2 separate regions of the Mus musculus genome follow, and region 1 is linked to region 2. The links are chromatin loops, found by intact Hi-C in ENCODE. Cell type or tissue: left cerebral cortex. All regions are shown on one strand. Each heading gives the region's core, and the rest is flanking DNA. Links, peaks and the distances in the headings are about the cores only.

Region 1 (10,918 bases), core at 2,047-10,046, 390 kb before region 2:
TTGTTGTTGTTTTGTTTTTTGTTTGTTTGTTTGTTTGAGACAGGGTTTCTCTGTGTAGCCCTGGCTGTCCTGGAACTCACTTTGTAGACCAGGCTGGCCTCGAACTCAGAAATCTGCCTGCCTCTGCCTCTCGAGTGCTGGGATTAAAGGCGTGCGCCACCATGCCTGGCTTCTTGTCTGTTTTTTGGTGCCGGGGATTGACTCAGAACCTCGTGTCTACTAAGTGAATAGTTTACCACTGAGCAATACCTCACTTCTATCAATCTTTTAGAGTACACTTTGCCTGAGGTCGTAGACACCGAAGGCAGACATGAATATTGAATAGAATGTGTTGATACTGGACAGGTGAGCAGATGATATTAGGGGGAGGTGAGGTGATTGTTTAGAAAAACAGCTGGGAGGAAAAAAAAAGTTTAGTAAAATGCCCTCATAAAGCCCTGTATGGTGGCACTCCCCTTTAAGTCCCAGCACACAGGCAGTAGAGGCAAGAAGATCTCTATGGGTTTGAGGCCAACTTGTCCTTGATCTTCATAGTGATTCCAGGGCAGCCTGTGCTATGAAGAGACACCCCATTTCAAAATACAAAAACAAAAACAAAAGAACCAAACACCAGCAACAACAACCAACCAACCAAAAAACCAAAACCACAACAAAACAAAATGGAATAGTCCATTGTTTCTTTTTTTCTTTTCCTTCCTTCCGTCCTTCCTTCCTCTCTGCCTCCCATCTTCCTCTTCCTCCTCCTTCTAAAACCAAACCAAACCAACCAACCAAGCCAAACCAAACTCAAGATCCCGTGGTCTCACTATGTAATCATGGCTGACCTGGCCTGAAACCCACTCTGTGGCCTCAAACTTGAAGCAATCTGCCTGCCTCTGCCTCCTCAGTGCTGGGGGAGTGCTATCCTACCCTGCAGGCTTTGCATTTATAGTGGCTATCTAAAATGCCAAGGCCTCTTCCACACCGAAACCACAGACTGCCTAGGGGTGAGCTTCATCAGAGCTGGGCCATCACATGAAGAAAACCAGGAAACTTTTGGAGAATGGAAGACAGACAAGTAGCTATGACACTCGCCTTGTGCTTTCGGAAGCTCTAGGACCACCCCAGCGGCACCAGATCTTCCTACACGAGTGCACAAAATTAAGAAAACCAAGAGGCCTAGAGAAAATTGTTTTGAATTTACCAAAGTAATCTTAGAGCTGATCTGGAAGAGATTAAAAACGGAGAGAAGTCAGAAAATTCCAATGATGAAAAAAATGAATACTTATCAGAAATTACTATGCTTTACAAAGGACACTCATTAAAACTCTCATGTTAAGATTAACTCCATTCTTTCATTGGGACGGATTGGAAAGTCCAGAAATGGATCCAAATATTTAGGGGATTTTTTTTTTTGGTATGATAAATTGTCATTTCAATGGAATTGGGAATATATGGACAATTTTATAGATTCAATTGAGCAGGATATATGGGACAGTCCTTACAACATAAACAGGGTTCCTAGCTAAAAAACTGTGGAAACCACGTGAATGCATTCTTTGTTCACCCTAAGATGGGGCACATCCTTTTAAGCATGCTGTGATACCCAGAAGTCATAAGAAATTAATAAATGTGTGCTGGTAAGGATGGTACAGTGGGTAAAGGCATCTGCTGCCAAGCCTTATGTCCCAAGTTCAATTCCTGGGACCACTATAGTAGAAGAAGAGAATAGACTTCCACACGGTGTCCTCTGGCTTCTGCATGCACACAATTAAGTGTTAAAACGTATACACTGGACTGTCAGAATTGAGACTGTAAATACATTTATTTATTTATTTATTTATTTATTTATTTATTTAGTGTGTATCGAATCCCATTACAAATGGTTATGAGCCACCATGTTGTTTCTGGGAATTGAACTCAGGACCTCTGGTAGAAGAGTCAGTGCTCTTAACCACTGAGACATCTCGCCAGCCCCTATATGTACAGGCAGTATCAAGGGTTATGTGTGGCAGTGCACACCTTTAATCCTATCACTTGGAAGGCAGAGGCAGAAGCATCTCCATCAGTCTCAGGCCAGCTAGAACTGTATAATAAGATACTGTTAAAACAACGAAACAAAAGAGTTTCATGGTCATCATTACCTGAATAATGAGTTCGAGGCCAGCCTCCAAAAGAAGGCGGTGTGGGGGTGGTGGGTGGGCAGATGAGTGGAGTGGGCAAAAGTTGAAGAGAATGGTGAAGAGTAGTTGCTTCCTGTACTCCCACAACCACCTGGGATTGTGCTGGGGGAAGTCCTTGTCACCTCATTCCCTAAAGACCGACCAGTTTAAAAGTCATACTGTTCTGCCAATCACATTGTGCCTAGTGGCTGCTGAATACTGTATAAAAGCTCACTGAATGAGCTGCGCGCAGGGTCGCCACTTCTCCTTCGGGTGTAGGATGATCCCAACACCTTGGAACAATAAATTCCTCTTGCTTTTTGCATCAATTCCTGGTTCTGTGCCATTCATTTTACATAGGCACCCAAACACATGAAGCACGCACGCGCGCACAAACACACACACACACACACACACACACACACACACACACACACACACACACACACATAAAATTAATAAAGAGGATCCAGGCAGTGGTGGCACAGGCCTTTAATCCCAGCACTTGGGAGGCAGAGTCAGGTGAATTTCTGAGTTCGAGGCCAGCCTGGTCTATAGAGTTCTAGGACAGCCAGGGATATACTGAGAAACCCTGACTCCAAAAAACAAACAAACAAACAAACAAAATTAATAAAGAGGAAAGTACAGAAGGGATAAATGCTAGAAAAATTTAATTTTTCATGTGCACAGATCAGATATAGATTATTAAGAAAAAGAACAAATATTTTATCATCAACACGGGCAAAGGACATGGACAGGCAATTCAGAAAGGAAATAATCAGAGATAAATGAAAAGACACGTAACTCTTTATAGTCCCTCATGATCTCAGCAGTGTCAGTATGAGCCACTGTTCTGTGCCTTGTATGCATTTCTGAAGCCTCATAAGACCGGGGCTGGCAAAGTGTGGGCAGACAGGTGTTAGAGTGTGGCTTCTGTCACAGGCAGTGGTCACAGGGCTCGAGGAGGCTGAGCTTTTGACATTGCAATGTGACTTTGTCATCTGCAAAGTTCATGCTTGAGAACTGTGCAATCCAGTTTGAAAAAAAAAAGATCACACAAAACAAAACTGGTGTTTAAAGAAAAGTATATGATTTTGGTTTGGGCCTTCTTATAGCTCTCCAGGGCTGCTTGTGGCTCATGGCTACAGACTGGACTTTCATGGGAGGCTTTGTGAAGGGCAGCATGGTAAAATTAGAACTACTCTCTCCACTATCATGGCAGCCTCGTTCGCCAGTGTTTAGTTTAAAGAGCGAAAATGTACAAAAATGAGCAAAGAGATACGTATGCGGATGTTTATCCCAGCGTTGTTGATGAGAGGAAAATCTTGACAACATCCTACGTGATCATCAATAGAGACCCAGGAACATAAAGATGCACACATACAATGGAGTACTACTGAGTAATTAGAATAATTTTGTAAAGCTCTATTTATTGACATAGAAAGATGTCTATGACATATTGTTGAGCAGGAAAAGCAGGTGTCAGCGAGAACAGTATGTATAATACAACTTCTTAGCTATAAAATTATATACATGGCGCTCCATGTGTATATATGCATAGAGATATGTCTGCAAGCCTGTTCACCAGAATGCTAGGAGTTATATCTGGGTGATGGGATTTTTCACTTTCTTTTTCATACTTTTGAGCGTTGGTTTGATTTTGAGCTTTATAATGAAGATGAATCATGGTTTTCAACCAGGACAAATGATAAACTCCTTTCTCTTGGGAAGGAAGATAAGTGTTAACTAGAAGGCCGAGCACTCTATGGTTCAGCTCCTGTGGATAAAGGCATGACAAGCAAGGCCCGAAGGGTTGTGCGTGGATGGCGAGCCCGAGAGTGTGAACTGTGGAGGAAAGTGGAGGCGCCAGGGCGTGTGGTGGTGGCAATGGCTGCCTCCCACGGGGCGGAGGTGGCTGTCTCTCTGAGGACAAAGTTTGCTCTAGAGCTGGGGGAGGAAGACATGGGTGGGGACAAGTGAGAGCCATGGTGTCACAGAGTACATTTTTTAAAGTCAGCCATATGTAATAGTGCAAAGTCATGAAGGTGGGGAAGGAATGCAGGACTCGACCAACGGGAGGCTGTTAGTGACCGTGGAGAGTGGTTTTGATGGAGGAGAGAGCGGTCTGGCCACTGTCACATGTAGTATAGAGGATTTCAGTTACAGGACTGCAGACTGGAAAGTGATGGAGCCCTGATTTAGGATGTCAGTAACAGGCATGTGTGCCGCTTGTCTCTCTGCAGGCTCCGGCAGACATCACCAGCCATTCTGCTGAGCCTGGAAGAAGCCTCAAGTCTTTCTCTCAATAGTCAGTCCAGGGGGACAATACCAGCAGAAGGGAACTGGTGGGGAACTGAACCTCATGGCCCTGCCTGGGCTGGAGCATGGGCTTGGAAGATGGCCCAAGAAGGCGTGGAAGAAGCGATGCCTGAGTTAGAGCAAGGATGGCTGGTGGAGCCAGCTCTCCATCCACGTAGACATAGACCCCAAGCTTGGTGTCAAGAAGCATCTAGCCAGGAGCTCAGGATAAGTGCAGCTCATGGGATGAGCTCAGGAGTCTGAGCTGATAAGATCGTAAAGCACATTCACATTGGTTGACATCCTGAAAAAAGCCTGACCATAGGTAGCATAGCAGTCAGTGCACAGACATTGGAGTGCCCACAGAATCCCCCATCTGAGTATCCAGGGAAGGCAAATGGGAGCCCTACCGTCTGCAGCACTGAGCACAAGAAATCTGTTTGTGGGTTCAAATGCAGGACTTAGGAGTAGAGCAAGACAAAGAGGCTATCATGTTTTGCTGGGAAGACTTTCAAGGAGAAAGCTTGGGTCAAAGACAACATTTTGAGTGAGTGGGAACATAGGGGGCCCTGGCAGGAGGAGGGTGGAGGTTGTTCTGGACTCTTGGGAAGCAGAGCAAGAGGAGTGTTATGCACACAGGCAGAACTCACCTTGAGGGAAGGCGCAGGCTGGTGAGAGGCCCACTTAGGAGAAGAGCGGAGGCTGGGGGATTAGATGTTTTAATCTGTGGAAACACTTTCCTAAAAAATTAACCCCATGAATCTTAGTTTCTTGAAGTGTTCCACAGAAAAGGATTCTGGGTCCGTGAAATGTCAAATTCACAGACTGGCCCGTGTGTAAACAGTAAAGGCCCTGAGTAGTCCCTCGGGGAAGAAATTTGTTCAGTGTGGATTTTAGAATTCTCCACACATTTGCAGAAATCTTTGAATTTAACAGTGTATCTTTAGTAGGATGAATGGGCTAGAGAAGGTGACAGGATTTGGGGCTGTTTTGGGGTCAGGGTGGGTACATGGCAAAGAGGCAGACTCTAGGTCTGTTCTCTGAAGGCCTCTGCACCCTACCGCAGATGTTTTCACTGTGGCAGAAGCAGTAAAGGATCCGGGCTCCTGGGAGCCCCAAGCACAGCGGAGACAAATCTCAGCTGAGCGAGCTTAAGTTCTGGGTTTGTGTTAGCACAAGCCTCAGGGGTCCCGTGAGCCCTAGGAGGGGCCTTCCTGGTTTCTCAGAGTGGGTACTCTCCCCTCAGATCCTGCAGCCTCCCCCTCTTGGCTTGTGTGTCTTTATGTGTTCTACCTAAGAGTCCTCAGATGCTCGAACTGAGCAGTCTGTGAAGGTGTGCACGTGTGTATATCCTTACCCAGCCCCGAATCCACAGCCTAAATTCCACACTGTGGGAGCAGCAGCTGGCAACGCCCACTGTCCTACTTGCTTTTCTGTACCCCGAGAAAAGCTCTGAGTACAGAGCTCCGGTTTTCCTGTTCGTTCAGGTGATCACTGTCGGGAGCCAGCTGTGCCAGACAGGCAAGTGGGCAGTGTGTTTGCAATGACACCCAGAGGTGCCACTCAGATGGTGCCCCGCAGAGTGGCATTTTCTCTCCTAGCCTTCTCAAGAGGGAATCTAGGGGTAGGAGACCGACTTTGATCTCAGTGGGTCCACACTGAACTGCCAGGCTGAGATGGACGCTCTTGACCCAGGAGACTTAACCAGCGCCATTCAGAGACTCTGTAGAGGCTCCGATCTGATGCAGGAGTGAGGATGGGATGGATAGAAGTAGCAGTTCCATTGAAATGGTTTGAGGATTGTCATTTGAGTCCTGTCCTGGGCTGGAATCTCACAGTCAGCATGGAAGCACAGCTTCTGGGAACCAGGTCCCTTTCGGGACTGGAGCAGTCAGAGGACAGGGAAACTTCCTGTCTTAAGGATGGGTGTGAGGAAAAAAGATATCTCCCTGGAAATGACTGTGAACCTGGAGAAAGACAAATTCCTGACAGTTGGAATATAACCTTCTACAGAAGGTGGGTGCGCTTTCTCCAAGTGACACTTGTCCTATCTCCTTGCCTTCCAGCCCTCAAAGACTCAAGAGACTCGAGAAGACCCCTTTTGAGGTTTCTTTAAGGCAGTCCATACCCTGATACTGTCAGCTGAGGCAAGCTGGGATGCTGGCCCACCAGGGTCCTTGATGGTAGCCAAAAACAGTCAGGCTGCGGCCTCTCTTGCCGTTAGGTTTCTTGTGGGTGGCTTGTGCCACTTTCAACTTTGCTTCCTGGTTCTTTCCCAGGAGCCAGCTCCATTCCTCAGCCCCGAGTGGCGCTCCTTGGGCCGGAAACAATGTACGTTCTCCACGACTAGGAGTGGAAGTCAGCAGTTTGGCACCGTCTGGCTGGCAGCCTCTACCAGCTTCCTTTGGCACTTTATTGGCAAAGGCGGTGACATTTCTTTCAGTTGGGTGGGTGGAGCTGTTATGCAAACTCCCGCTCTCCTCATTCGCCAGATGAATATTCATGACTCAGGCAATCTGTACCAGCCAGACTTTCCTGAGGGCGGCAGCTTTTCTTCCCTTCCTCTCTTTCTTTCTCCTTCTCTCCTTCCCGGCTCTTTGGAAAGCTGAAGTACGGCTATATTTAATTTACAAATACAGAGCTATTTAGCTTGCCTTTGAGATAAGGCTTTGGAGAGGTGGTGCCCAGGAATGGGGACAGTGGCAGCGGCTCTGGGTCCTGACCCTGTGTCTCCAGGCCCCAGAGCCTACTGCCCGGATCTCAGACCCCAGAAGCCAGTGGATGGTCCTTTGCGTTGAGAATCACAGTGTCCCTATGCTTGAAGATGCAGCAGCTCACATCCCTTTAGGTCACGCTGGCCTCTGAGGTTGACAAGGAAATCACAAGTCGATGATGCTTGGGCCAGGTACTATCAGTCTACCTTAGCTTCTCCCATTTCCATCCCTGCCTGCCCCCCTTTCTGTTCCAGGATTGAGGTCAAAGAGCCGAGGGTATTTACTGGTCATTGGCTTTCTCAGGAAGAGCTGGTCCGGATGCTGATCTGAAGTCTTATTTCTGGGGGACACACCGATTCCCTTTCTATCTACTAGATACAGTGGGACATACCTGTGATGCCAGCAAGTGGGAGGGGGGTAGAGGTAGGAAGAGCAGAAGTTCAAGGTAATCTCAGCCACATAGTGAGTTTAGGATCACCCTGGCTATGTGAGACCTTGAAACGGTTAAAAAAAAAAAAAACTAGAAAGAAAATAACAATAACAAAAAGGGATGTTCCCTAGTCTCTTTGTCTCTTCCCCCAAAGAGGCACCAGATGCCCTGGCAGAGAGGGGTCAGAATCTCCAGAAATTTCCAAGAAATTTGGTCCTAGCAAGGATGTGCTCGCATGAGTATGTCTTGTGTGTAAATATTTATGCACAGCTTAAGTGAGTCTGTATGCCTACATCTATGTTCAAGTGTTTGCGTGTGTGTCTGTATGTGTAAGGGCGTGAATGTGTGTGTTGAGGAAAGCCTGGGAATGTTTGCATGTGCGAATGTGCCTCTCCAGTTGAGTTGCGTGTGTACCTCTATGATTCTGGAGGAGTTGAGTGTTTCAGTACGGGGGTGGGGTGGGGTGGGGGAGAAGGCTGAGGCACGTGCCTGTGTGTGCGTGCGTGCATGTGTGTGTGTGTGTGTGCAAGTAGATCGACTGTAGGTGTCAAAGTAAGAGCCCAGGAGAGAGGCAGAGGGTGTCAGAGTAAGAGTTCAAGAGGGAGAAGGGGGGTGAGAAGCCATCGGGGTATGCTTTCTGACCTCCACCTCTCCTGAACATTTTCCTCTCTGGGGATGGAGAGGAGGGAGGGGGGCCCACCAAGGAGGGGGGCCCCACCCCCTGTAAGCGATACAGGTTCTATCCAAGGATGCGAACAGAAGGTTTTTAGCACAGAACGTCCTGAAATCACTTTATATTCCCCCTCCTTCTCCCATCTAATCAAAATAGCAGTATTGGGCTCCCCCATCCCCACTGCTGCCCAGCACTCAATTTAGCTCCAGGGTAGGGAGGGAGTGGAGAAAGGCTGTCCTGTCTGACCCCCCAACCCCCTCTTAGAGCACCTTTCAGCCTGTAGCCAAGGAGCTGTCTTCCAGATCTCCCCTTCCCAAGCCTTAGTGGCAAGAGCCAGCTGCCTCCCAGGCCTGCCAGCAACTGCCAGGCTCTTCCAGAACCCACATCTAGGCCCAGTCTCATTTACAAATATGCAAATTTGCCTCTTTCTGGTATGCAAATGGAGACATGACAAATAACTAATTAGGGTCAAAAGAAGTACTTGAACCAATTAGTGGAAGGCTCTGTCCCTTTCTGTTGGGAGGAGCTTGCTCTCTTCACCACCTGACTCCCAGACACTCAGGATGGTGCTACCTGAGTGATGGTCATGGTAGGGCCTTGTCTTCAGGAAGCCTTGTTTTGCTCTTGGCTCTCAGACTCCACATAGTTTCTTCCTCTGTGAGTGGAGTGATAGCAGTGACTGTCTTGTCCCTCTCCCTTCGCTCCGAGTCATGGGACTGGGGAGGACTTGGATGGAAACAGGATTGAAGATGGCATTACGGTTTCTCTGACGGTGGCACCTTTGACCATGCTTGTCAATTGTGACGGGGATGGATTAGTGATGTCTGCAGTGGCCAAGTCCTTGCACCCTGGCAGGTTACAGGCTACATACTTATTGGCCGTGAAAGATACAGTTGGAGCAAGAGCCTGTCTACTGCTGTGACTGAGTTATTTGGCTTGGAGCACAGCTTCCTGGTATAAAGCTGATGCAGGAGGGTAGCTGTAATAAGTAAACAAGGGGGGGGGGTTAGGGAAAGGCTTTTGTCATCTGGGAGGGGATGTATCAATTGAGCATGTCAGCGGGGGCATCCATATTGTCCCATTCAGAGGTGAGGCTGCCTAAGGCAGGAGAGTGTGGGTGGCTTGGAGAGGCAGCAACAGAGACCTCTCAGGGCAGGCCTGCCCACGCATGGGGCTGTTCTCTCTGCTGCTACAGGATACCAGCTCCCCTGAGCCACCCCATGTTGTTGAACCAAGCGGGCCACAACAAGCCCACTGGCTCTGCTCCACTGTTGGGTGTGAAATTTGGTTGAATTGGCAACTAGGGCCTGGGCCCTGGGCCAGTGGGCAGACGCAGGTGGGCGGCTGTGTACTAGGGAGTTAGTCAAAGCTAGCAGTTGGCAAGAGTGAGCCAAGGGGTGACCTGACTTGAGGAGAGTGTCTCCAGGGATGGCAAAAGCCAGGCTGGGCTAGGATTATGTTGCAGGCTATCGTGGGAAGTGCCAGTGTTTCAGCACATGCCGTGAGCATGTATGTCAGAGGACATGTCTGGGTGCATGTGCTCTCACACAGGGGTATATGTGTGTGTGTTTTTGTTTTGTTTTGTTTTTATTTATTTTATATATAGCTATCTTCAGACACACCAGAAGAGGGCATCAGATCCCATTTCAGATGGTTGTGAGCCACCATAGAGTTTCTGAGAATGGAACTCAGGACTGCTGGAAGAAGTCAGTGCTCTTAACTGCTGAGCCATCTCTCCAGCCTGTATGTGTGTGTGTGTGTGTGTGTGTGTGTGTGTGTGTGTGTGTGTGTGTGTTCATATCAGTTCAGGAATACATGAGTTATATAGTTGAGCACCCCTGTGTTGAGGTGTATGTGAGAGTGAGTCTGCATGCCTGTTTGATTTTGTTAATCTTTGCTGTACCAGAGACAGGACCCGGGGTCTTGTGCAAGCTACGGCATCACTCTGCCTCTGAGCTGCATGCTTCTGCTCACATTTCCAGTGTGACTAATCTAGTGTGAGCATTACTCTTCTGTCTGTGGACACCTGTCCGGGAATGTGGGTTCTATGCTCTTCCTGCCTGTGTAAGAGTGTCCATTGCATAAGCACGGGATACCTGCCCGTGTCTGTGGATGTGGACCACGCCCTTCTGTTGGCATCCATCTGGTCATGTGCTACTGCACATCTGTGTCAGAGTGCCTCTGTCTGTACACATCTGCAGAGCCCCCCCATGCTTGTGCATGTGTCCTTGAGGTCTGTGTCTGGGCTCATTTGTGGATGCATTTCTTTACCTTATTTGTTTTTTTTTTTTTTTTTTTTTTTTTTCTTTCTTTTTTTTCTTTTTTCCGGAGCTGAGGACCGAACCCAGGGCCTTGGGCTTGCTAGGCAAGCACTTTACCACTGAGCTAAATCCCCAACCCCACCTTATTTGTTTTTGTTTGTTTGTTCATTCTGCTCTCATATATTATATCTTGACCACAGTTTTCCCTTCTTATTCTCCTCCTAGGACCTCCCCATTGTGGGTGTATTTCTTGGTGTGTGTATCTTCATCCTTGCCTTGAGCTAAGGCTTCCTGCCCCCCCCCCCCCCCCCCCCCCGCCAATTCTTTGCTCTGCTGAGAAGGAAGCCTCCTTCTGGTTTCCCATGGCTGGGGACTCTTGGAGAAGGACCTGCTGGCTGGCG
Region 2 (10,918 bases), core at 1,122-9,121:
ATTAAAATTTGAAAGCTCCTTGCTCCTGCAGCTTCATGGGTTTATTTTGTCTTCTCTATCCATAATAAATGGGAAAAAAGAGGATGCATTTAAATGAATTTTCCCTGATGTTTCCAAGGGCATCCAAGTTGACCATAGATGACACCAGTTCGTGGCAGACCCCAAATGTCTCAGCTCTGCCGCATTCATGTTCACAGGCGGGTTTAAAGAGGAGACCATGCCTCGTTCGGAGAGATTCGGTCTCGCCTTTGCATTAAACATCAGGCTGCTTCCTCTACCGCATGGCAGGTTTTCATCTCCTCTGAATAATTTTTTAGCAACTTGAGAAACTGCAATCCAAACATATAGTATTTTTGGCTGGAAATTAAAACACGTCACTTTTAAAACATAAGCAGCATGCCCTGAATGTTTATGGTAAAAAGCTCACTCCTGGCCAGACTGCAAAGCTCGCATTACCGAGAGGCAAACCCTGGAGCGTGCTGGCAGTTTGCGTCCCAGTTCGTCCTTCCCACACAGTACGGTGACTGTGAATCATGTCTCCTCTGGCACATGAACTTCCAGGCTCTATGACTCCTTCCATATCAAAGAGAGACTGTCTAGAATTTCCCCCTTGCTGTCAGGAGAAGCCTATGGAAGTGGAAAGACAGGTTTCTGTCCACCGCACCACTTTTTTGATGAGCCAGGGATATCCGTCCTGAAGATGTGACTCAGTTGACAGGGCACTGAAGAGGCAGCATTCAGAAGGCCCTGGGTTCAGTCTCCACCACAGCATAACCTAGACATGGATGTGCATGCTTGTGATCCCTACAGTCAGGATGTGGAGGCAGGAGGGTCAGACATGCACAGTCAGGCTGGATTTATGAGGAGTTTGAGGCCAGGCTGGGCTATGTGATTCTGGGTCTCTAGAACGAAACAAGTGGAATTTCCAAAGATACTACCCAGAAGGCACAGACTACCCTCAACAAAGGTGAACATCAATGATGATGATGATGACGATGACGACAATGATGACAATAACAATGATGGTCTTGGTGTCATTGACATGAGTGACACACACCCAGGGTAGCTGCCACAAAAGACTATGGCCTTGGCCAGCACACATTTCCAATCAAACCAAGACTATTCAGAATGTAACAGGGAACTGTGGGAAGTGGTGATTCCTACCAGAGTTAGCTCACTAGGAAAATACAATTTCAAGGCATTGCCTCTTTATGTGACTTCTTAAAATGTTGCTGGGTGACAAAGCCAGGATTCTCTTATCAAAATGAAATCTGTAGAATACAATTTTCTGCTCAAACAATGTGGTTTATACAAAGCGCCACCCTTGCGTGTCAGATGAGGGAATATAAAACTCTTCTATAATGGATATATTGTTTGCACACAAAAAACCTTGTGAATCTATGTTTCATGCCAGGCCTCATTTGCCATCTTCGGGAAAAGGGGGAAAACTCTCTTGTCTCCCTTTGTTTTTAACAAAAATGTCAGAAGACTATGTGTACCTCTTTATTGGGTAGGACTCCAACCAAGACACTGCAGAGAAGACTCAAACACTAGTCAACGCCGATCCTTCTCACTGGCTTAAGATGACCCAACACTTCCCTCCGTGGTGAGTTCTGAGCTACAGAAATGTACTGTGTGCTTGCTAAGGACTCTGCACTGTTATAGCACCAGGAGAGTCCAGGCGTGGGTGGGTGGGTGGATCTCGGACTTGCTCCTGATGGTCTTACCATCTAACACTTTGAGGAAAAGGCAGGACTGTGGAGGCAAAGAAACTCTGTTGTTACAAGACAGCTAAGGAGCCAACTGGCTTTCATCGTCTCTTTGCAGTATGCCTACTGTGTGCCAGACCCAGTGCTATACATGGAGGAGGGAGAAGCAGGCCGGAACATGTCCTGCCCTCAGGGATGCCAAGGAATCTGAGAACTCAATGGAATGAAAGAGAGCATCTAACTGGGAGCAGGAGAGTTTTTAAGGAAATGGCTCAGTCCTTATGGTTCTGACTACACAGACATAAGGACCGATGCTCAGGTCCCCAGCACCCGTGTAGTACTGTGCACCTATAATCCCAGCACTGGGGAGGTGGAGGCAGGAGAATCCCTGGGACTTGCTGGCAGCAGAATCAGTGAGCTCTAGGTCCAGTGAAAGACCCTGCCTCAGAAAACAAGTTTAACAAAGATTATGAAAAATACCCAGGATTGGGGAGATGGCTCAGAGGTTAAGAGTATTGACTGCTCTTTCAGAGGTCCTGAGTTCAAATCCCAGCAACCACATGGTGGCTCACAACCATCTGTAATGGGATCTGATGCCCTCCTCTGGTGTGTTTGAAGACAGCAACAGTGTACTCATGTAAATAAAATAAATAAATCTTTTTAAAATTATTTACATGTATGAGTCTTTGTCTACATTTAGGGGCTGGTGAGATGGCTCAGTGGTTAAGAGCACCGACTGCTTTTCCAAAGGTCCTGAGTTCAAATCCCAGCAACCACATGATGGCTCACAACCATCTGTAATGGGATTTGATGCCCTCCTCTGGTGTGTTTGAAGACAGCAACAGTGTACTTATATACATACATACATACATACATACATACATACATACATACATACATACATACATACATACAAAGGAAGGAAGGAAGAAGGGAAGGAGGGAGAAAGGAAGGAAGAAACAAAAGATACCCAATGTTGGTCAAGGATTCTGTTATATCATCAAGAAGAGTTAGCCATAAGGACAGTACTCTGAGATGGTGTGGAAAGGGTTGGTCATCCCTCTCCCTGTCCAGACTCTGCCTCTGGGAAGAACTCATGAAGAACTAACAGTTGACGGATTCCAACCTGGTTAATGACAAGATGAATCTTAGTGGTGAAGAATGAGTGTGTCCTGTATCTGAGGCTTAACGAGTTTCAAGAGTTCCAGTGACTTGTCATACAGCATGAAGCATGATGATGAGAGCCGGGGGACAGGCTGGGACTGGATTCAGGAAGAGTCCCTCGAGGTTCTTGCAGAGCATCTGGAGTTTGTGCTTGTGCCATGGGAGGGCTGTGAGCCGAGAAGTGGACACAACTGTGTAAAGACTTCCTCCAGCTACTGGGTAGAGAATAGGCCTTGGAAATACAAGGCAGGAAGCAGTGATATGATCTAAGGAGCTGCTACTGTGGCCTAGGACAAGACGGTGACAACCGGGGAGCACCTACGACACAGTTGAGGAGGAGAATACGTCTGGGTATAATGTGTGTCGGCCATTAAATACGCTCATTGGTGTGGGAATGGAAAGCAAAGAAGAATCCAGACTATCCCATGGCTTTGCAGGGTGAGCACACCGATGTGGTTACTGACTGAGAAATAGTGACCGTGTATATGTGAATACTCGGGGCAGCACAGGGCAGGGTATGCTTTGCTAGAGATCAAGTTTTGCTTTGAGCATCGAAGCCTTCAGATGTCTACAAAGCCCTCAAGAAGAAACTGAAGTGGAGCAGGTACGTGTGCCGGTAAGAGCACAGAATAGGGCTAGAGAGCATGTTTTGACATCATTAGCATATAGATGCTATTCCAGAGCAAGGCCTGCACTGAGGTTACCTAAGGAAAGAGCCACAGTGGAAGAAGTCCAAACACTGATCCTCAAGGGGTTCTGTGGATCAAGGATCCACAGCCCTATAGATCAAGGGCAGTCTTCAGTCTTGACTTCGGCCTTGGCCCTTACAGGCCGCACGCCCGGCAGGATAAACTGCGGGGAAGAACTGAACCTCCAAGACCATTTTGAAACTAATTTGAATACTGTATGTACATAATTAAAAACAGTTGGCCCCAAAGATTAATAACTCCTTCTACATCTTCCTTTGACAGGCGCTGTGATTTGCCGGGTGGGGCGGGCGGGGCGGGTTCGTTCTGAGTTGTTTAACACCTTCACGTTGCTTTAAGCAAAGTGTGGGGCGGCGACAGAAAATGCCACATTGCAGATGCCTGACTCAGGGACGGGACTCTGACTTCACGCCTCCGATCGAGGCAGAGACTCACTTCTGACGGAGGAAAAGTATTATAAAAATATATATGTAACACATATTCTATTCCTGATTTAGGTCTATAATCTTATGAGCCAGACTGTAATGAATAAAGTTATAATTAGCTGTAGATGAAGAACACGCAGCCGTGTTTTCTAGGGTGCACTTTAGGGCTCCGGTCCAATCTGCACATTTACAAGCTGTGCTATTCTCATCGACTTCCACAGACTCCACTCAGAGACAGAAGAAGCTGCATTATTGATTATAGAGTGTGCATCTCGCTTATCTCTCTACTACACCCTGTGGGGTGTGCAAACACAAGAGGAAGGAACAGCCAGGAAACCAGGAAAACACAACCCCATCCTCACGAAATCTTCCCCCAAATAGCAGCGTGGATGCTTGATCTAGGCCAGAAAACCTCTGGCATATCACCCCCACCACTACCCGCTACCTACACGATTTATAAGTTTGAGCGGATTAGATAGAGATGACCTTGAACTGCTGCCACGTGTGCCGAGAGACCCTAGGCAAGTCATTTCCTCTCTCTGGACCCCGGCTTTCCATCTGTGAAATGAAGCGTGGACCTGATTGTCTTCAAGGGCTTTAACATGTGTTCTAGCCGATGAAACCCAGAGCATGTCACCAGGCAATGTCCTGAAGGACCAAGACCCTTGCTGTCTAAGATCCTGGCCCCTACATACTTCTTCTATATGTTTGATGTAGTCTATAATAGCGTGTGCTGAAGGTTTAATAACTGGCTCCTCCATGTAAAAGCTCTAGTTTGTAGTGTCTACCAATTCCTGCAGTGTAAATGCTACTGCTATGGTGGGTCACAGTACCAGCATGGTGTCACTGAAGACAGAGCTGAGAGGAAAGAGAACATTACCATTTCTGCTAACCAGTCAGCTTTCCAGCCATGTTGGGAGTAACTGCTCAGTTTTCTCCACTGCTCTGGACACATACTAGGTAGGGGCCAACGCTACTGAAGGTGCTAAGGATACTGGCCTTTGGGCCCTTTTCTGGCAAGCAAACGACTACCTTCTCACTATATCTCACGCGCGCACACACACACACACACACACACACACATACACACACACACACACAGAGAGAGAGAGAGAGAGAGAGAGAGAGAGAGAGAGAGAGAGAGAGAGAGAGAGAGTAGGGGAGAAAACACATACATTGGAGTCTCTTTCTTATAGGATGTCAGTTCTATGAAATCAAAATCCCGTTATGACCTGTTAGGCTTTTAATCTGAAATGCAGCCCACGGGCTCTTGTCCTTAGGATTTAGCACTAGTTTGACAGCTGCAGAGCCCTCAAAATATGGGGCTTGTCTCTTGGAAGTAAGGGAAGGCCACTAGGGGCCAGTCTTTGAACAGCATGCTCACCTCTTGTTCCTGCCCTAAGCTCTCTGCTTCTTGGTCTGCACCACGTGCACAGCCCCAGACTTCAGTGGCCAAGGATGAAGCCAACACCCACTGCAATGAACTGAAATCCCCCTGAGGCATGAGCCAAAATTAACCTTTTTTCCCTTCAAGTTGTTTCTTTCCTGAATTCCTATTACACAGGCTGGGAGGAGTCAGAGCTTTGACTTATAAGGAAACACAATACGTGGTTCACTCTAATGGAGTTAATGTATGTAACATATTTGCTACGAGGTGAGTGTCAGTTGGTAGCAGTTAACTGCTTTGGCTGTTTTTAAGATGTATTTGTTTCTATGTGAACGGGTGTTTTGCCTGAGTGTATGTCTAGGTACCATGTGAGTGTGGAGGCCAGAAGGGGGCATCAGATGTCCTGGGAGTGGAGTTACAGATGGTTTTAGCCACCATGTGGGTGCTGAGAACTGAACCTGGGTCCCCTGGAAGAATAGACAGTGCTCTTAACTGCTGAGCTATCTCTCTCTCTCTCTCCAGCCCCAGTTTGTTTTTTAAAGATGCCAGTCCGTTTGACTTGACCCACAGAGCTAAGCATAACAACAGGAGAAGAAAATGATAACTTTGCCATAGAGGACTTATTTTGTACCAATAAATGCCTAGTCTGACCCACTTCCATCCAGCAGCTGATCTTGAAAGTCTGTCTGGGAGTTGGCATCCTTTGCCCAGTGAACCATCAGCCCAGAGTTAGACACCTGAAGGGCCACATTTGGTTTCCAGCAAGCACTTGATCTCCTGAGACCACGGTTGGTGACTTAGCTGGCCTTAGAGCTAAGGGTGACTTTTGTGTCTGGCATCCTGTGCTGAGTCTAATACTACCTTCCAGTTCCTGGGCAAGACAACCTTGAGTCTGTCGCTCCTCCTAACCCAGCCCCACTGTCCCAGCTTGCTCTCTACTGTTATGACAAAGCACTGTGACCAAAAGCAACTTGGGGAAGAAAGGGTTGATTTCAGCTTATCGATCTACATCATGGTCCATGGAAGGAAGTCACAGCAGAACTCAAAGCAGGAACCTGGAAGCAGGAACTGAAACAGAAGTCATGGAAGAATGTCGCTTACCAGCTGGTTTCTCCTGGTTTGCTCAGTTTGTCTTCTTATATACCCTAGGACTATCTACTCGGGTAGCACAATAGAGTGGACCCTCCCACATCAATCACTAATCAGGAAAATGCCCCACCAATTTGCCTAAAGGCCAGTCTTACAGAGACATTTTTCCCAGTTGAGGTTCCCTCTGCTCAGATGACTCTAGCTTGTGCCAGGACACCCACTAACTCTCTTAGTCCTCAATAAGGAACGACATGAGGAAAGAAAGGATGGTTGGCAGAGAGGACAAAGATGGAAGAAAGGGCTTGTGCATTTCTTGAGCACTCCCTAGTGGGCAGGCATGGTACTACACCCATCTCCAAGAAAGTCTCCCAATGACCCTGGGAGACATTCTACAAATGAGGGAACTAACACCTTGGGCTTGTTGCCAGTCCAGGGACACAGACTGGGAAAAGGCGGGGAAGCTGAAGTTCAAGGTCAATTCCATGTTATTGCAGAATTCCTCCAGTGGAATCAAGGACCAGGATTCTTGAGCATCCAAACTCACCTTGGAACACCAGCCTCCAGACTCACATCTGAGCAGGGATACTGAAGAGCATCAGACAGCAGCTGCTCTTCTAGCCTTGGCTACCAGCAGTGTGGTCACAGGGTAGGCAGGCAGGCAGGCATATCTTGCTGCCAGCCAATATCTGCCTCTCCCAGGCTCTCTCTTCCCTATCCTCTGAGATAGAGCAACAGTGCCCTTGAATATAGGTGTATCTTCCATAATAGCTAGGAATGAGGTCTCTTCATATCAACAAAGAGAACTTACCATGCAGCCTAAAACCTGGCAATTAAATTAGACCTTCTAGAATGGTTGGCGGTGCCTTTGCCCCTAGGGATCATGGGTTCCTCATCAATGTGGGGCATTCTCTTGCCATGTTCTCCTGGGTGCCTTTTAGAAGGACACCCGGATTCCTCAATGGAATACTGGCTGGAACACAGTCAAAGGGGCCCTGTCTGGTTTTTTAATTTTGTATTTTTTTGTCTCCACTGGTGATTCAGCCTGTCCTTCCCAAGCTTCCTTTCCCCATAGGGTCTCAGTTTGCCTGTGTGGATTGAGGCACGCGCTTCCAACATTAAAATGTCGATGATTCTCCCTCAGCACCTTAACATTTGCGAGGAGCTGGCAACGGGATGCGGATATAGGTGTCCTCAAAAGTTGAGCATGAATCAGATCCTTGTTATGAAACCACATTTGTGCAAAGCAGGAAGGCACAGTGTTATGTGAATAACTAGGCCTCTCGTTCATCGTGAACTTGTCAATGTTTGTAGAAGCCAGGGAGAGTGAGAAAGGGGAAGAGAGAGAAGGGAGGGGGGAAACAGGAGTGGGGGGAGGGAATGTGTGGGGTTTAGGTTAAAAGCAGGTGTGGGAAAGGCAAGTTCTGAGTCCGGAGCAAGCTTCTCTGTTCTTGTTGACATTGATCTTCGACAAGTCACTTGACCCTTGAGCTCCCGTCCTCCCATCTGTAAAATGGGATAACAAATACCCACCAAATAACATAACAGATTGGAAGATGTGCTGGGTAGATTTTTATTGTCAACTTGAATCACCTTGAAAAAGGGAATCTTAGTTGAAGAACTGCCTACTTCAGGTAGGCCTGTGGGGCATTGTTTTGGTTGCTAACTGAGGTAGGAAGGGTCAGTCCACAGTGGGTGGTACTTTCCCTAGGCAGTTGGTCCTGGGCTATATTCGAAAGCCAGTTGAGTATGAGCCTAGGAGCCAGGTAGAGAATGATTCAACAAACAACTTCCATGGTTTCTGTTTCAAGCTTCTGTCCTGACTTCTCATGGTGAACTGTGACCTGGAAGTACAAACCAAACAAACGCTTAACTCCCAAAGCTGCTTTTGGTCACAGTGTTTTATCATAGCAAAAGAAAAGAAACTGGAATAGATGCACTTAAAAAAGCACTCAGTGAGTCTGGTGAGATAGCCAGTCAGTGGGTAAAGGCCCATGCTGCATGCCTGATGATCTCAGTTCAACACACACACACACACACAGAGACAGAGAGACAGAGAGAGAAATCTAAATTTCTTGCAGCACTCAGTACAAATGAGGCATCGAGCAAAGAAGGCAGGCTGGAAGGTAGGCTTGGGAAAGAGAAGTCCTGGTGGAGGCTCACTGAGCCAGGTGCTCTCATCCACAGAAGCTCAAGAAAGAGACACAGATCATGGAAAAGTTGCTCACGAAACCAAAGAATTCCTTTCTCTTTTTCCGGCTAGGGACATGACGCATAGAGGTAGACCTGAATTTCAGATCCTTTGAATGTACCCCACAACATTGTGAGAAGAACACAGCCTTTCCCTGCCTGTTCCCCTGGCACACCCCCCCCCCCACACACACACTCACACTCTGACTTGCGGGAAGACAAACCCTCAGGCACAGACACGCATGCTCAGATACTCGGTTGCCTGCGTCATGCACAGGTGCACAGTGGTCTGTGCTTCTCCCTGTGAGACGACTTGACTCTTGTCATTGAATCAGTTCTTAGCGTTATTCCCCAGGACCTCCCAGGCCAGCCAGCACCCAGTTCCTCTCTCAGCGACTGTCGAAACCCCATGCTCTGATCACAACTGGCCCTCGGCATAGCTTATCATCACACTATGTGGACAATGATTTGATTAGTGGCTGCTCCGGAGCTTAAGGAGCTGAGTCTTTTGGCTTGCCCTCCACCAAGCTGGGCAAAAGGTAAAACCTAAGAAACATGTGTGCAGTTAAATGAATGAAAGAGCACATGGCTCGAAGTCTTTTCTTTAAAAAGTATTTTTACATTTATGTATCCTTGCTCTGTCTTTGTCTCTGTGTCTATCTCTGTCTGTCTCTGTGTGAGAGAGAGACTCAGAGAGAGAGAGAGAAAGAGACAGAGAGAGAGAGAGACAGAGAGAGACTCAGAGAGAGAGAGAGAGAGAGAGAGAGAGAGAATGTGCACGCTGATGCCAGAGAGCTCATATAGAGGGCAGAGGGCAGCATCTGAACCGATTCTCTCCTTCCACTATGTGAGACCTGGGTACAATAAGGTTTTCAGGCTTGGCGGCAAGCACCTTCACATGCTGAGCCATCTCATTGACCCCCTTTTGAATCTTTTCAAACTCAAAATCCCAACCCCTCGGACCCTCTCGACCACTGTGTTTCAGTTCTCTGGCCAAGTAAAGCCCACCCTTAGGAGTTCTTTCTCTGAAACCTTTCTAGAGGGGTGGTGGGAACCCTAGCACACCCCCCACCTCCCAAGTGTGTGTGTGCAAACTTAGTATCAAGTCCTTCAAAGGCATCTTTGGACAATGACCCCCATTTCTCCCCTGCTCTCTCACTGTTTCCTTTATACCCTGGTTGCGGCCCTCAAATTTCCTTTAAAAATATTTGCATTTCTGTCCTTTCTCAGGGGACTCTGCCTGTCTCTCTAATAAATGGAGCATGCTCTGCTGCTCCTGCCCACCCTAGAGCAATGCTGAGGGGGGTGTTGGGGGGCCCAGGATGCTGCTATTCTTCTGCATGCCGGTCGTCCAGACAGATCCACCCCTTGTACGCTTCCCTGACCTGTGTGGCATGGTCTGATTCCACTCCCAAGAGCCAGGGCCTGTTCTATGCCCTCCCCCTCATTAAATCAGAAGCCATCAGGCTCCAGAGACAGACTGAGGCAGCTAGCTGCCCAGCTTCCCAGCCCCGGAGTGGGCCCAGGGGGTTGATTAGCATATTGTTGCTGGAGGAGGTGGCAGTAATCCTTTCTCCTATTGACACTAAACAACCTTACCTGAAAGGTCCCCCCACCCCAGCAGATTCTCTCTCTCCCCCCACATCATTGCTCCTGCTTTCTTCCTCTCTCCCTGCTCCTCCTCCTCTCTATCCTTTTAAAGCAGTGCAAAGCTAGGGCTCGCTTCGGGAAGGCTACCCCATCTTTCCCCCATTCCTCACCCCTCACCCCCAAGGAAGGCGTCTTCTTCCTTCCATACAGCTGGGGGGCGCCTGTGCGGCCAGGGCCTCCCTCTGCCTGGAAAGCTGGGAAGCCACCACCGGAATGACAAATCTATGGACAAATTACTGATTTCTCATCTAATTTACATCCAATTAGTGTGAGTGAAATGAATCATGTGGTCAGCCCCTCAGGGGAAACATTGAGATAACAAATGCCCCGGGCTCCTTTCCTGGGAAACTGACGGGCCCTGGGGGAAGTCCGTGATTTACCCCTGGGTCAGAGGCCCCCTCCCTTTCCCCAGGCAGGTTATCCAACCCATAGATCAACCCTGCCCCCCTCCCTGTAGCCCAGACAGGCCCTGTGGGCTCAGGCTAAAGAAAAAAACGGGGTGGTTGAAGATGGAAAGGTGTGCTGAGTTCCCAGTGGAATAGGTCTACTCCAGTAATGAGGGCTCGAAGCAAGTACCAAAGTCGGGGCTGGTGACCTACA

What was found. Peaks named below come from ENCODE experiments on the same cell type or tissue, not always from the same donor. Only the 100,000 strongest peaks of a DNase experiment are listed, where the experiment ranks them.
Region 1: it touches region 2 in a loop (2.6-fold over the local background); 2 of 42 quality-filtered maps call a loop at or near these places.

Annotation. Positions count from the first base shown.
Region 1 is chr4:124,591,069-124,601,986 of GRCm38, reverse strand. The region is part of intron 1 of Gm2164 (predicted gene 2164); the gene reads left to right. Among named protein-coding and RNA genes, the nearest start is that of 4933407E24Rik, 27 kb to the right of the region's middle. In left cerebral cortex, for the core only: CTCF peaks have their summits at 6,972 and 9,868 (motif pointing right); DNase peaks (open chromatin) are centred at 6,887, 7,901, 8,705, 9,547 and 1 more place; H3K27ac peaks cover 696 bases.
Region 2 is chr4:124,199,828-124,210,745 of GRCm38, reverse strand. No RefSeq gene overlaps it. Among named protein-coding and RNA genes, the nearest start is that of Gm40242, 67 kb to the left of the region's middle. In left cerebral cortex, for the core only: CTCF peaks have their summits at 5,342 (motif pointing right) and 6,818; DNase peaks (open chromatin) are centred at 4,027, 4,114, 5,374 and 7,654.